2 separate regions of the Homo sapiens genome follow, and region 2 is linked to region 1. Evidence: chromatin loops called from intact Hi-C (ENCODE). Cell type or tissue: OCI-LY7. All regions are shown on one strand. Links, peaks and the distances in the headings refer to the core of each region. The heading gives the core; the rest is flanking DNA. Region 1 overlaps PUDP (pseudouridine 5'-phosphatase). Region 2 has its middle 300 kb from the start of STS.

Region 1 (8,343 bases), core at 310-8,309:
CAGGAGTACCTCGCACCACGCCTACTCTCTTGAGGTGGTTTCTGCACCACTTCTATACGGTGGGACCTTTCATCTCCATAGCATGGTAGACACAAGAATACAGGGAAAGTCTTACTCTCTCCTTTCTAGAGGATTCCTTAGAGAGTAGACTGTAAGAGCAAGACTTTAATATTTGAGACTATTGACAGAGACACCATCAACAGAAACTCCTCACAACAAAGCTCTAGCCATAAAACTGAAATTTCTATGAAATATTTGCAAAAAAAAATTGACAATAGGAAACTATGATATTTTATAGTAAGTAGTCCACAAATTAGGTTAAGAACTTTAAAATTAGTTTGGGATTACTATAACTTAAAGTATTCTGTTATTTTTGTCTTATTGTTGAATGCATAAGGCAAAATGAATCCATTTTTGATGTGAGTTATTTAAAAGAAGAATACTTTTCTGTTACCTCTTATTTGTGAAGAAATTGAAAACTGAAACTCTTTCCCAATCTTTATATCATTTGCACTTTTATGTTTGTTTTGTGACGTAGTCAGGGTTGTTCTTATTTGCATTATGTAGGTGAGGATACAGGTTCAGAGAAGTGAAACGGAGAAGGAGAAGTTTGACCCTGGCCTTGTAGGCCATTACCAGGCTGCTTTTATTGAGAACCTCAGGTATGGCATTCTCTACGATGAGTTAAATGCCTTCTTCAGATTGGGTTTTATAATACTTGTGCTTGTTTAGGTAAGAGAATTTACATTGTTTAATCACGTAGAGAGCTATAGTAGAAAATCAGGAAAATTGAATGAGCTATTATGTTAACATTTCCTAGTTTGTATCTTTTCCTTTGGCTATTAATCATAAGCTATTTAAATAGCTGTTTTATACATTTATTTTGTAGTGATAGATCCTTAGAAGTAGCAACCCGAAAAGTGATTCAAAGTAAATGAAATTAGTACTGTAAGCAGCTTTCTGGCAAATCAAAGAAGACACAAAATCAAATATTTTTCTGAGGATGGTCAGTATTTTGAGATAGTTGGTCAGGTTCTCCAGATCTTAAGAAAGCCAATGAAAGAAAAAGTCCATTTAAGGCCGGGCGCGGTGGCTCACACCTGTAATCCCAGCATTTTGGGAGGCCAAGGCAGGTGGATCACTTGAGGTCAGGAGTTCGAGACCAGCCTGGCCAACATGGTGAAACCCTGTCTGTATAAAAATACAAAAAAAATTAGCTGGGCATGGTGGCGGGCGCCTGTAGTTCCAGCTACTTGAGAGGCTGAGGCAGGAGAATTGCTTGAACTAGGGAGGCAGAGATTGCAGTGAGCTGAGATCATGCCTCTGCACTCCAGCCTGGTGACAGAGTGAGACTCTGTCTTAAAAAGAACGAATAAAAAGTCCAGTTAAATGTGCCTTCCCTTTGAGTTTCCAGAGCTTTCCACATTCTAGTGAAACCTAGGAGACCTGAGTTACCACAGTCAAGTGGTGAACTAAGTGTGTCCTGATCAGAACAAAATACTGTTCCTCGGTATCTTTCCCTTTCTTTTTTATTTACCATTGACAGCTGGCTACAGAGATCATATAATCTCCAGAAAGAATGCTGGTATAGCTTCTGTGAGGACAGGAGGCTCCTGACGATCATAAAGTCTTTTTCATGGAGTCACCATTGACCCTTTGGAAGTGTTCAGTGCCACTTCTTTCTCATATCAACGTAAAACTCTGCAAAGTCATCTCCTTCTCATCTGTTACATAATACAAAAGAATGCATTTTACTTGATTTTCAGGGCAAAGAGCAGATTCTGAAACTGATAGCACATTTGCACACTGAACTCAGAATTTGCCAGTGGTAGTAACCTTTGTCACATGGCGGGGAGCACAAGATTGTGTCTGATTGTGTCTGGCCTGGTTGGGGTGAAGTCGGGGCTAGTGGGTCGCTTACATGGTAGCCTCCAGCCTCTTCATTGTGACAACACAGGAGCTTCTGGTGTTGAAACTGCCTGTCCCTGTAAGACTGAGATGAGATGTGAGGCATATGATCAAAGGGTCACTTACCAGCTAGCTAGGGGGAAGTGGACATTTCCTGAATGTCCCACATTTTAGAAAATAGTACGAAATTCCCAATGCAGATACTGTCTGGGTTGTATGAGTCTTATTTTACTGAGTTTTCTTTGTACCATGCACAGCCTATTGTAAGCGCAATTTAATAAGGAGATTTTAAGCATGTTGGTATATCAAATTGATTTGATCTTTATATACATCCTTTTTGTCTATTAGGGATTTATATGAATTCAATTTCACAGGGCTAAGAAAAATTTTTTTAAATTTAAAAATTTCTGCTCCTTTGGTTGCATTGAAATGGTGGGTCTATGGCTCATAAAATATTCTATGCATGGTAAGCTAAAATATATCTGTATTTGGATTTAGCTGCATAAGTACAGGAACTGAACATCAGACTTTAATAAACATTAATAAACCCTTATGCTATATGTTTTTCAATGAGTTATTATATAGTATATATAATATTTAGATACTATATATACTTTAAATTCTCAACATTGTTTTGATAATTTGCTCTAATAACGCTCTAATAATTTGAGCACTTGTAGAGAATATTTAGTTAAGTGGTTAATGGAAGAAACTCGTTGGGGATTTTTGGATTCCGTTTCTAGGAGGGCAGTTCTCTCATGAGGTAAATTTCCTATCTGGTCTGTGCATGAATTTCTTGAAGAACTGACAATAATTCTTCCTATTAGTGTCACAGGCAAGGGGGCAAAGGGGTTAGGTGTCAATGCCTGGCTGATTTCCTGCATTACAAAATTTACCTCTTACTTTTCTGTCTTCCTGATGTTACCCCCTCTTTTCTTTCACCTCTTGGGCCTGCACATGATTTGTTTGCTATCAGGGGCCAATAAGCTTTCTCTGTGTTTTCAGCTTTACAGACCCCATGGTATATGTGTGAAGCCTTTAGCTTTGCTGTGTTAAGAAGCAAGTAGCTGTAAACAGTGCGTGAGTGGGTGCTGGTGCTGCACTCCAGTCAAACTGTCTCTACAGACACAGAAAGTGGAACTTCATCTCATTTTCACAGGTTATAAGATCATATTTTTTGACTCTTTTCATTTAAAAACAGGTAGTAAGTTGAATTTGTGTTTCAAAAAAAAACAAAAGGCAGGATAAAACGAAGAGCTAAAACACCACAGAGCAGGTTGAAATCCCGGATGTGAAGTAGTGGAGCCATTGGGCCCTCCACCCCAAGCTGTGCATTCAGAATGCCACCTGGGGCAGAAAACAGGTTTATACACAGAGCCAGAGAGACTTCAGATCTCCGGTGATCAGGCACAGTGGAGGACGTAGATAAAAGATCCCTGCACCCTGCGCTGTGAGCCCACCAGGTCCCTTCACCTCACTCTCTTTTATGCACAACCAAAAAAGATCCTGGAGAACTCTTCTCTGGGGAAGGAAGTTACCTCATGACAACAACTCTTAAACACCAACATTTCGAGGCCCACTGATGGAAAAACTGACTACAGGTAGTAACTTCGAGTTTGGAGAAGGCTCCCACCTGTGCCCCCAGGTGGTGCTGTGTAGCTTACTGAGAATCTGCCTGGCGGCTCAGCCCCCACTCTTCTGTTGTGGCAACCCACATCTGAAATGTTGTCCTCTGGGGAACATGCATCCTTTCCAGACACTCCTGTAATCTATATATTTGTTCCTCCCTTTCAAGAGGCTTAGAACTTAAACTTTGGTTGTCATTTTTGTTGATATTATGCTGTTCATTCCTAGTATAGCCGTTTTCTAAAAGGAGAGAGAAGCAAGGATCATGGATCAGTAGCCAACGTTAGAGTCAGAGAGCAGTTTGCATGCAGGTTGTCACAGAGGCACATCTAGAACACAAGGAAACTCTCATGCATTCCATGTGCTTATTAAAAGGGCATTATACTGCGAAGTACTAGTCTAATAATTCTCTGCAAGGGATTTAAAAAAGGGATCAGGGGTTAGTACTACTTGCTAGAGTCAGAGGGCAATTTGTATGTAAATTGTTACAGTGGCAAATCTGGAACACAAGGACACTCACATGTATCCCATGCTATTAATAAAACGGCATTTTATTGTTTAAGTCCTAGTCTAGTCATTCTTTATAAGGGAAAACAAGGATCAAGGATCAGTACACCATGCTATAGTGAGAGGGAAATTTTCACGTTAAGTTGTTACAGAGACAAATCTACAGCACAGGGAAATATTGAGTCATTTTTAACATTAAGGTGTCAAGTCCTGCCTGGAGGAGGGGCACTTAGGGTCAGTAGGATCAGGTGGAGAGGCTTTTCTTCTAAAGTCCTAGTGCTTAGCAGAGGAATGAGAGAGACCATTCAGTCCCACTATCACATTGTACACCTGTAGTTGCAGCACTGTGGGAGGCCAAGGTAGGCAGATTGCTTGAGGACAGGAGTTTGAGACCAGCCTGGTAAAATCCTGTTGCTACTTAAAAAAAAAATTACACGCTGTAGTCCTACGTTTACTTCATAAAAACTAATGTAGAAATGCAAAATTAATTTTCCTTAAATAAAATTTCTGCATTACTCTCTATATTACTTTGTCTCTTTTATTTTCAATGGCTGAAAAAAATAGTTTTGTTTTAATTTTTATTATTTGATCCATCCTTAATTACCAGGCATTGATCAGTGGTTTGAATTGCCCTCCCTGGCTTTCCATTTTAATCTAAAATTCTGCTATAAGTCTATGAAATTGGACCAGAACACAAGCTGTGCCATCAGTGATACTGATAACGAGATTCTAGAGAAAGGTGCTTCTTTGGCTGGAGGAGTTTAGGCCGATCACATTTCAGTGACCCCGGAGAACATTAGACAGCACCTATTGCCACAAAGCAAGCAGCCAGCTGTGGGTAGAACAGCAAAGGCAGTCGGATGCTCATCGCCTGTATTGCCCTGGGACCAGCAGACCAAATAAATGTAAACTGGACTCTTGCAACTGTTTGTTTGAAGATTTGAAAGGAGTTAGTTTATATTTATTTTCATAACTGCTTTATTTCTGTCAGTATTTAATGTTTGCCAAAAAAGGAAACACAGGTTTCCCACACTGTCTCCCCATCAAGTATCACAAATTTGTGTGTCAAGTACCAGAATTTGAGAAAGATAATTAAGATGGTTTAAGGTCATCTCACAGATAGAACCTCAGTCTATCCAAGTTTTCTCCTCCAGGGTCAACCCACTGTATTAGCTTCCTGGTAGTGCTGTGTTAATTAACAAACTCCGTGGCTTAAAGCAGCAGAAACTTAACTGTCTGACACCTCAGAAGGCTAGAAGTCCGAAGTCAAGGTGTGAGCAGGGCTGCACTCCCTCTCAAGGCTCTAGGGAAGGATCCTTCCTGCCTCTTTTCAGCTGCTGGTAGTTGCCGGCCACCCTTAGCTTTCCTTGGCTTGTACCTTCAACTCCCCAATCTCTGTCTCCATTTTCACACGCCCTCCCTCGTCCTGTGTGTCTTTGTCTCCAAATTTCCCTCTCCTTTCTTTGGATTTAGGGTCCAACCTTAATTTAGTATGGCCTCATAATAACTTGATTACATCTGCAAAGACCCTATTTCCAACTAAGGTCCTATTCCCACGTTTTAGGTGAACATGAATTTTGTGGGGAGAGCACTGTCAAGCCAGTACACCTCCACCCATACTTTCCTACTCCCAGCTCAGACTGCCACTGTTCAGGTTGCCCCAGGAGGGCCCTGAGCTGGGGCGCGGACTCAGTCAGTCGTGTTTGGCTGGAGTGTTCCATGAGGTTCAGCCAGTCTTGCCAGAGCCTTGCTCCTCTTCCAGCCCCTCAACCCAATTCCTTTCTCCTGTTTCCTTTCCTTCCACACTACCACACTGTCTTACGTCCAGGATATAGGTTAGTCACTCAATTCCATAAGCCGGATCCTGTGGTGCAAATTCCATAAGTGGCGATCCCTGATATTAGCTTTGAGTTGGTGCCGGGTCCCTAGTAAATTAGGACTGAAGATCTGCACACAGCCAAGGGCCCTCTCCCTAGCAGCAAGCACCTTTTCAAAAGAGCAGAATTCATTTGGAAGGCCTAGAAAAAGGAAGGAGGTGCTCTGCCAAAATCAATGATGTCTGAGAAAGAAGCATGCTCCCTAGAGCTTGGAGAAGATCAGAAGAGGGATAGCCTGAGGCATGGCTCTGCAGTAAATCATTAAGAGACGCCCACTCACAGTGGCTGTGGCTACCAGAGGTTTCCTGTGAGGGAACTAAAAAGCGCACAGTAGTGTTTGTAAGTGATGGTTCCATTTTAATAGATAAACATACAGAACTTATAAAAAATCAAGAATCTATATTAGCCAGATTTCCTAAATTAGTTAATATTTCTTTTAAATTTATACTTAAAGTCACAGTTTTTAAAACTATATATATGAATGTGAATACTATATGCTTTGGGGAATTTGACTTTGGTTATTTTCTAGTGTCAAGGATAAACACAGCCAGACAGTAGTTAAAGCGATCAGCACAGATTTTCTTCCATAATATACTATTGCAATAGAGAAAAGAGACCAATGTGAAACTGGGCTCAACATCAATTATCCCAGAGGTGACTGGGCATTTTAAAGGGAAATTCAGGGAGTAGGGAGGGGTCAGCAGGGGCTCAGCAGAGTTGGGGAAGTGAAAATTGCAGAAAGCAGGAAGAGGGTTTGGTCAGTGTGAAGCCATCTGGGTTTCACTGGTGCTGATAGAAGTCAGGCTCCTGCCCTTCCACAGAGGCTTGTCTGCAGGAGTGGCTGGAACCAACAATCAGTTATTTTGGCAGCCTTGAGTTTTCGTAGGCAAGTACTTTAAGGGGGCTAGAGTCATGTAGCGGTGTGACCTTGAGCTGTTGAACTTGTTCAAGTCTTTATAGGCCAGTGTGGGGGCCTTGTGGAGAAAAAGACTCAGAGCAGCCTGAGTAGAGTCTGGTCCAGGAGACACTTTTGTCACTGAGCATGACCAATCCATTTATCACAATGGTAGCAGCGTGTCCTCATGGAATTATGTTTCCTTCGATAAATCTTGAACAAGAAATAAATGCATCAGCATATGTTTTTAAAAGTTAAACAGATGTTAAACTTAAAGGAAGTTTGCTAAAATCCATTTCGTGGACCCCTTTGTAAATACCTGACCTACACAGCTTACCCCTTATGATTTAAAGTTAACTTGCATCCATTTTATGGAATCCCAGGTGCCTGTTTGACCTGCAGACATCTTTCTCCCTTCTTGGTCACTCTCTCAGGGCATCAGCTCTTCACACAGCAACAGCTTCCTGCATGTGGCCCCTGACTGTCCATTGATGACCGAAGGCTCGTGGACTTGCCAAGTTGCCCACGTAAAACCCAGGGTTCAGAGAGCGAGACAAGTCCTTGCATTGTGAAGTGCCAACAATTCTAGTATTCCAAAGCTCAGTGTTGTTCAGAACATGGTACCCTTGTGAGATCACGTGTGACATTTGTGAAGAACCTGGAACTGATGTTTCCTTAGGAAGCCTCGCAACAGTAAGTGCTTTCAGCTCGCTCAAGGAACTTCAAGTAGGCAAGAAATAAGAATGGAAACCCTGCATTACTCCATCAGATCTTGAAAGTTTTCTCTTGGATAAATGTGCCTGTCAATCACATCGAATCTTATCCCCTGCCTCCATGTGCTATACCACAACAGCGACGTCTGCTGGACCGTGTGTGCTCTCTGGGTACACATTTTCCAGGAGGCAGCATCTTATTAGAGAGTAACAGGTCTGTCTTGTGTAAAGGAGAATGCTAACCGCTTCATGAGAAGGCTCCCCACCATGAACTCGGATAACCGGATGCTATTTTTTTAACTTATTTATTTTTTAATTGACAAATAGAAATCGTATATAGTTATCACACACAACGTGTTTTGAAGTATGTATACATTGTGGAGTGGCTGCGTCAAGGTAATGAACACATGCATCATCTCACTTTCTCATCATGTTTTGTGGGGAGAACACTTAAAATCTAGAATCTGAGTGATTTTCACATAGCCAAATGTTATTTTTAATGACCTTTGCCTTAATTGTCCATTCAATATCGGTCATAGATATTTATTGAGGGCCCAGCATGTGCCAGCCAAGCGTGGCCTCCTAATTGGAAACACAAACCCTGAGAAACTCTGAGCATTGTTGTGTAGTGCAGGGGCCATCCTCACACCCCCACAGCCAGCATTCAGCTTGCTTCATAAGCCATGGATGGAGTCAAAGGAAAACTAGCTCACCTTCCCACTATGTATCTGAAATCACTTTCTATTCCATGCTGCACACATGTACTGCAAGGAAAAGGAATGATTCCTGCCCCCACCACTGCCTTCCATTCCTAAGA
Region 2 (8,343 bases), core at 165-8,164, 240 kb after region 1:
TAGTCAAAAATTCAAGTATAACTTTTGGCTCCTTAAAAACTTAAACTATTAACAGCCCACTGCTGACCAGAAGCCTTACTGATAAGATAAATGGTCAATTAAAATATGGGATTTATAAATTATGTGTACTATATACCGCATTATTGCAATGAGTAAGCTAGAGAAAAGAAAATGTTATTAAGAAAGTCATAAAGAAGAGAAAATACATTTACTATTCATTAAGTGGAAGTGGATCATCATAAAGGTGTTCATCCTCCTTATTCTCACTTTGAGGAGGCTGAAGAGGAGGAGGAAGAGGAGGGGTTAGTCTTGCTGTCACAGGGGTGCAGAGGTGGAAGGAAGTCCACTGATACTTGGATCCTCACAGCTTAAACTCATTGTTCAAGAGTCTACTGTAACTCATTTAAAAAACTAAGTCTCATGAAATTATACCAAGGTGTCAATTTTACTTTTGCAAACTAGAGAGTTGAACTTGAAATAGATAATGCACATTTATCTTCTTTAACTTTCTTTAACCTTTAACCTTATTGAACAAGGAGTTTGAGGATCCACTTATCAGTGAACTTCCTTCCACCTCTGCACCCCTCTGACAGCAAGACTAACCCCTTTTCTTCCTCCTCCTCTTCAGCCTCTTCAACGTGAGAACAAGGAGGATGAAGACCTTTATGATGATCCACTTCCATCAAATGAATAGTAAATATAGTTTCTCTTTCTTATAACGTTCTTAATAACATTTTATTTTCCCTAGATTATTTCATTGCAATAATACAGTATATAATACATAAAATATATGTTAATTGGCCATTTATAGTATCAGTAAGGCTTCTGGTCAACAGTAAGCTGTTAGTAGTTAAGTTTTTGGGGAGCCAAAAGTTATATTTGAATTTTTGACTAAACGGGGAGTTGGTGCTCCTAACCTCTGCAATGTTCAAGGGTCAGCTCTATTTAGAAAGGGCTTAGCACTGGATTGAAAAAGTGGATTTCAATTTTGAAATTCGACAAAATTACACAGACCAATCTTTGTAACCTGAGATGACTGGTAGTAAGTAGCTCCACATTTCTAGCAGATTTTTTTTCTTTTTTTCTGATTCTGAATGTTTTGAAAGTTGGAATCCTAATTTCTTTAAAGAGTGTATGCATCACAATTGCTCTGGGATAAAAAGTAGTCTATGAGTCAGAGTGTTAAAAAAGAAAAACTGCATGTGAAAGTAGAGTGGTCTTTATTTGATATACACATTATAGAAGATTAAAAACTAAAGGAGATGGAATATTGTTCAGTTATAAAAAGGAAGGAAGTACTGATATGTGATACAACATGGAGGGACCTCAAAAACATGCTCTGTAAGACCAGGTGTGGTTCCTCATACCTATAATCCCAGCACGTTAGTAGGCTGAGATGGGCAGATCACTTGAGGCCAGGAATTCAAGACCAGCTTGGGCAACATGACAAAACCCCATCTCTACTAAAAATACAAAAATTAGCTGGGTGTGGTGGTGCATGGCTGTAGTCCCAGCCACTTGGGAGGCTGAGGCAGGAGAATCACTTGAGCCCAGGAAGGGGAGGTTGCAATGAGCCAAGACTGCGCCATTGCACTCCAGCCTGGGAAACAAGACAGAAACATTGCCTTAAAAAAAAATTTAAAAACATGCTCTGTAAAAGAAGCCAGACACAAAAGACCACATATTGTATGATTTCATTTATATGAAATATCTATAATTGACAAATCTACAGAGATGGAAAGGAGATTGGTGGTCCTCGGGAGTGAGGGACTGGGAGAATGGGGATTGACCATTTAGTGGTATGAGTTTTCCTTTACAGGTGACAAAAATGTTCTGGAAGTAGATAGTGGTGATGGTTGCATAACAGTGAATGCACTAAATGCCATGGAATTAATTGCACACTTTAAATTGTTAATTTCATGTTATGTGAGCTTAATCCCAATTAAAAAAAAAAACACACACAAAAGGGGGGAATATTTTCAGAATTGACAAGACCACTTACTGTTCATGGATACCAGTGACTTTGGACTTGGGAGCTATGGGAGGAAATTTTTAACATGAGCCCGGAATTCCCACCAAGTTGCCATAATGACTATGTTCCATGTGAGAGAGGAGAAAGAAAAAAACCCCATCAGGCAGGCAGGCAGTTAAGGTGGGTCTTCTGTTGAGTTCTTTCAAACAAAAGAACAGCCTGTAGACATAGATAAGGGAACTTGCACAGGGGGGCTTGCCTAAGACATGCCGACAGCTGCATAGATAACAAAGTCTACACAGGTGACTTGCCCAGACGTGCCTACAATGGAAAATTCTGTCCCCTGACACATGAGCAATAAGAGGAGCAAAGCAATGTGGAGTCTAAGGGCTTGCATGTGCATTAGTAGGAAGTGGTGGAGCTACCAGAAATGTGTGCCTTATGCAAAAGAGATGCCTGGCCCTCATCAGTTTCCTATAAAAGCCGTTGCATTCAACTGTAAAAGTGGTAACCCTTTTCCAGATCCCCTCTCTGCAGCAGAGAGCTTTCTTCTTTCACTTATTAAACTTTTGTTCCAACCTCATCCTTTGTATCCATGCTCCTCAATTCTCTTGGTTGTGAGACAAAGAACTCCGGGTGATACCTCACAATGAGAGACTGCTACATTGTGGTACATTGATGAGACTGTAACACATGGATGATACATTAAATATATTAGTCTCTTTATTAAAAAATATTAAAAATAGTGTTTACAAATATTAAAGATATTAGTCTATTTTAAAAATCACCTCTTGTTTTCTCTCTTTCTGAATAAAATGACGTGAGCTTAATGAATGGTTTTCACAATTATTGTTTGAGAATGAATTTGCAATCATTTAGTGAAGTTGGCTGTTTTACAAAACTTAAGCACTTTTTTAAGCTATAAACAGACCCTAAGGAGCATGAGGATCATGGAGCTGGATGGCTTTGTCCTTTTCCTGGTGAGCCCTACACCCAAGTGCTGTAGGTTGGCTGCAGAGCAGACAACACCCCTGCCAGCCTGCAAATACCATCAGCAGCTCTGGCTGCTGGGACCCAGCAAAGGGATGCTGAGTATGCATCAGCCCGATTGGCCTTGCAAAGTTGATCTTACCCTGACAGGAACACATTACATTCTAATTTTGGGGGTGTACTGAGTGAATTCTGCCTGACACCAGTATGCCCTTCCAATGTCTTGCAGGGAGAGCTGGACTTGTGGGTGGAGACCATGCTGTGTCTCTCTTATTTCTGCTGTTTCTCCTGTAGCCATGCACAGAGTAGGTGCTCCTGGAATTATGCAAGCCTGCTGGTCAAATGCATCTGTACAGGTTGTTACTTTCTTCTGCATGAATTCCTCAGCTGTCAGTAGAAAAAGACCAGAGGCTTTATTTGACATATAGAAATGAAGACATTGTCATCTGCCTTACCACATGTTCCAAATTCATTCTTCAGAAACACCCTTGGAGCTGTTGGAAACAGTCAAAATTAGTTAGTATTAAGGCACCGTAGACTTGGAAAAGGTTTCTGGGGATGATGTGGTATCACTCCATCATTGCATGGACAAAGGGACTGGTGACTTGGCCAAGGTTTTTTGCTATTGGGAGTGGAGCAAGAGTTGGACTCTGTGTCCCTGATTCCACAGTTGGTGGTGCCTGTGTTAAGGTGATACCCATATTGCTTTCTGGTTTTCAGTGCCCATGGGATAGCTGTGGTGTGACATTCTTATGGTAGCCTTCTTTTGTGGCCACATCACAGAAGATACGTATGATAGAGTTTATCATTGTGTGTTACATGCTAAAATGGTTTAAAATGCCCTGTAATTATCGTAACTAGGAAATAACATTTCAAAATAATGCAATTAATAAGGTTTATTGTATATGCATAGCATCTAATTCCTCGCTCCCTTCTCTCTCTCTCTCTCCCTTTCTCTCCATCTTCCTCTCTTTCATCCCACCCCACCAAGGAAAAATTATAATAAGATTCTGTTCTACCCCACTTTATTTTAACAATGACAAAGTGCCACCTGCAAGATGTACATCATAACCGACACGTCTGCAATCTTTGGTAATGAGATTCTGAACAGAAGAAATGAAGGATAACGTCTAATTGCTTTCACTTCTCTAGAAATCTTCAGACAAATTTTAACATCTGGCATTGTATCATTGCTTGAAAAGTGATTGGATTTTCTGAGAGCAGCCCTTTCCTGATTTTGCAAATTCTCCTCCCTCTTCAAAGATGCTTCAGAATTCAAGAAAGGAAATAATGATCTTTTCATATAAACGTGATTTTTCTTTGATAGATTCTAGGAGGTGTCTTCTCTTAAAGAATGGTAATTTTCCAGGGGAAGAGATTTCAAATATATATTTATATATCTGTATGATTGCAAAGCCTACAAATAAGTTAGATGCCTGGGAGATGTGATTAAAAATGAACTTTTCAAAATATTCAATGGATTTTTCCCTTTATCTTTTTCCCTAAGGAGGCTACACTATTACTGTCAGATGAATAATCATATGACTGTGTATTTTATTTTCCTATATAGTACATCATGTCTACATTGGGTTGTTGGGTTAACCTCAGATTAATGTTTCTGTATATGTCTCCAGAGGGTGACTCTACCAGGTGTCAGCTATTTTCATTTAAATGTGTGTATTTGGCAACAGCAAATGTGCATGGCTATACATCTTTGGAGAAGCCCTAAAGAATACTGCTAATTTTTCACTCCTTCGGGGATTATGAGCAAATATATTATAAGACTCCAAAGTATTAGGCTGCAAAATTTAGAATAATGTTGTTTATAAGGTAAATTTCTAACACCACCAGTATTCCCATTTATTTTTCTTTCTTGTGTGAATTTTCTGCTCATAGGTGCTGCCTGCGCAGTTGAGATTCATAGGCAATTTATCATTTAGATTAATTAAATACTCTGATTCTGTGGATTTCTTTAGGATCTATGACAAATTGGTGTTGGCTAGATTTTCAGTTTTCAGTTTAAAAACAGTAATTCTTTATCCTAGGACGTTGTCTGGAACAACCACCACCCGTGTCTCCAACCTTGCATCTTATCAATCCTATTTTTTAAAATAAATGTAGCTGCAGCAAAGCTTCCTTGCCCATTGGATATTAAATTCCTGAACAACTGACGTGCACTTTATTTTTCTGTCCAGGGACTCAGAGTGGAGCGTGATGACCGCAGCATGTAGTGAAAGTGTTTGTGGAAACCTGCACAGTCATGTAAATTTTGAGGAAGTTGGTGGTTTTCAAATGCTTATTCTTTTAGAATTCCAATCTCCTTTTTTTTTTTTAATTTATGTCTTGCCCCTTCTAGAACCACAGGAGTGTGCCTGAAGAAGATAAATGTTGTCTTGATCAGGAATTTAGAGAAACTCATGTACATTTTAAGAAAGGTGAAGCAAAAGCCTTCTAAAACCTCCAACACTTTCCTGCTTTGATTTACAATGCTAGAAATAGAATGCTATGTTTGGAATGGAGGCAGTTTGGGAATGTGTAGTACTGTAAAGAATGATGTAAGCTCACAGTCAGGAAACTGGATTGGTTTTTTTTACTGTGCTGTGGACATAACTACTTAGCATTTTAGAGTTTGTCCTATATGCAGTGAACTTACAGAAATCTCATTCTTTATATTTACTCATCAGCACATCCATCCGCTTCCTCCTTTCTATGGTAGGTTCATAGTAGATTTTACCTGGATCAGTTAGAAGAGAGTGCCTGGAATCTAAGAAAATTAGAATTGGCTTTTTGGGGCACATGGGGGCAGGGCTCTGTATTTATGCAAGAGATGATTAAATGCATATGTATAACATTTTACTCTTTTTAAGATATGCTCATCCATTACTCTATTTAAGCCTCCAACCAACTTGTAAGTTTGGCCAGGTCAATATGATCTAGGATACCAAAAAGGAAACAGAGAGCTTGAGTCTCTTGCCCAGGTCCTACCACTCAAGCATAAAGAATCCAGAGTGTCCACGTAGAGGTCTTTCTACTCTCACACCAGATTTGCACAACTTGAGGCTTTCCTAAGATGCACCAAGCTGGATTGAAAAAACTCATATTCATTAAATGATGCTCACATGTTAAGATCATTCAAGTCAAGGTACAAATTATTGGGTGGTGAACGTTGGGGGAACCCTGAGACACTTGCTCGCATGACCCACTTTCCCTTCTCAGGTCTGAGCTAGGCGCCTGATGTAGTCTTCGGTACATCTCACCTTCAAGGAGCGGCATCACGCTCTCAGAGGGCTTCCAATAGAGGTCACATTCTTCACACTGACGTGCGGGTCTACCACCCCACATACTTCCCAGCTCCAGGGAAATGGGAATCACACTCTTTGTAACTTCCCCAAAGGAACGTGCCTTCCACGGTTTGATCCATTTTCACGTCCTTGATCTGGCGAAGGGATCTGAGAGTTAGGGAATACTTCCTTTTTAAATTCCGCATTCCCAACTGTGTTAGGCCATTTTTGCATTGCTCTAAAGGAATACCTGAGGCTGTGTAATTTACAAAGAAAGCTGGTTTAATTGGCTCATGGTTCTGTAGGCTCTACAAGCATGGCTCCAGCATCTGCTTCTGATGAGGCCTCAGGAAGCTGGCATATCAAATGATGAGAGTGGGAGTAAGAGAGTGGGGGGAAGTCCCAGACTCTTTTAAACAACCAGATCTCGCGTGAACTAATTGAGAACTTCCTTATCACCAAAGGGATGGCTAAGTCATTCAAGACGGATCCACCCCCATGATTCAATCACCTCTCACCAAGCCCCACCTCCGGGACACTGGGAAGCACATTTCAACATGAGATTTAGAGGGGAGAAACATCCAAATCACATCATTGTCTCACCTCATTTTTGTTTGCAGCATCTGTTACATTCTGGTGTTGCCACAGTCACAGCTTCAGTGTTCACATTCTCTCCATCTGTAATGTCTACAAAATTTTCAACAAATAAGCCAGATAAAATCCGTAATATTAGTCCCATATAACAGAGGTAAAACGGCCTCTCGACTGCAGACTTTGGAGTCCCACAGACCTATTTTCAAATTACTAGTTGCCTGATGGTGGATAACTTGTTAAATTATTTCAGCCTTGATGTAATTGACTGATTGCACAAACTGCCCTGTTGAACGGCCACCCTATATCCACACCCTTTGCAACTGGCTGCCTACAGTTCAGATCTTCAAAGGGCTTTGTGAAAAGTGCTTCTCTGTCTGCTTCCTGTGGTGCATGTTTATAAATTTGATCAGCAGGACAACAGCCACTTTCTTGACTCTAAACTAGGTAAGGATTAATTGTAATTGTTTAGTGAAGATGTACACAGGATCCCTTGGTGTAAATTTCATGAGGCAAGGTAGAAAGCACATGCACGGGATTCAGACCCGACTCCTAAACCAGCCCAGGACTCAGCTATGTTGCAGTTTCTCTTATTCCTGATCCTGGACTTAGTCTTGTAACTTGCTTTGGCCAATATCACATATGCAGAGGTTTCACAAAGCACTTTTTCCCTTCTACTTCCTTTCTTTGACCCAATCACTACTATGAGAACAAGCCCAGGCTAGTCTGAATGCAGGATCAAGGCCACCCAAGACCAATAAGCTCATTCTAGATCAGAAATGCTTCTGATTCTGATGCCAGCTGATTCACAGAGATATGTGAGGAATAATAAATGGCTGTTGTTTTAAGCCACTAAGTCTTGGAACCATTTGTTATACAGCAATAGCTAACCAATACACTTATTTTCTTCATTTGTGTAATACTGGATATTGTGAGAAGTCAATGAGATCCTGATCATAAAGAGTTTTGTCATTGTCTGGGACACACAAAATAGCCAAGTGGCAGATATGATTTTAAGGTTGATAATATATGAAGGTTGGGATCTTTTTGTGTCACTTAAAAGTAAGATTGTGTTGGCTCAGACAAGGGAGAAAAATAAAGTAAGATTGTGATTAAACAGATTTTTAATGGGAGACAAGAATTCTTATTTTCTCTTTGTCCAAACTGTATTGAAATTTTAGATTTTATGGTAATTCTAAAAGAGTTTGAGTTTAGGCAATTTTTTTTTTCTTTAAATTCCTTTTTTTGGGGGTGGGTACTGGCAGTACACAACTCTAAAATCATTTCTGTTTTGGATCTTTCTACTGTAATTTAGTCTTAGAAAATAGATTTGCATAATCAAATGTCAATTCCTGACAACCTGCCTTCGAGAAAGGGAAGGTATATAAGTGACATTTTCATGATTCTGCAAGAGCCACAGAGTTTTCATCAAAATTTATATCCTATTTAAATAATGCCTTTAAAATCATTCATTTTACTGTTTAGCAAAGAACCTTTGCAATTAGCTAC

Evidence for each region. A loop is a pair of places that touch in the nucleus more often than their neighbours do. Peaks named below come from ENCODE experiments on the same cell type or tissue, not always from the same donor. Only the 100,000 strongest peaks of a DNase experiment are listed, where the experiment ranks them.
Region 2: a loop joins it to region 1, with 3 times the contacts of the local background. A loop is called at or near these places in 2 of 110 quality-filtered maps.

Annotation. Positions count from the first base shown.
Region 1 is chrX:7,084,376-7,092,718 of GRCh38, reverse strand. All of the region lies in intron 2 of PUDP (pseudouridine 5'-phosphatase), which reads left to right. Among named protein-coding and RNA genes, the nearest start is that of STS, 59 kb to the left of the region's middle. In OCI-LY7, for the core only: CTCF peaks have their summits at 3,321, 3,520, 7,489 and 7,688; DNase peaks (open chromatin) are centred at 3,258, 3,548, 4,869, 7,678 and 1 weaker place; H3K4me3 peaks cover 1,624 bases; H3K27ac peaks cover 6,421 bases.
Region 2 is chrX:6,847,066-6,855,408 of GRCh38, reverse strand. It overlaps a transcript of PUDP not described here. Among named protein-coding and RNA genes, the nearest start is that of STS, 300 kb to the left of the region's middle. In OCI-LY7, for the core only: no CTCF peak of the experiment used is centred there; DNase peaks (open chromatin) are centred at 2,328 and 4,078; H3K27ac peaks cover 1,102 bases.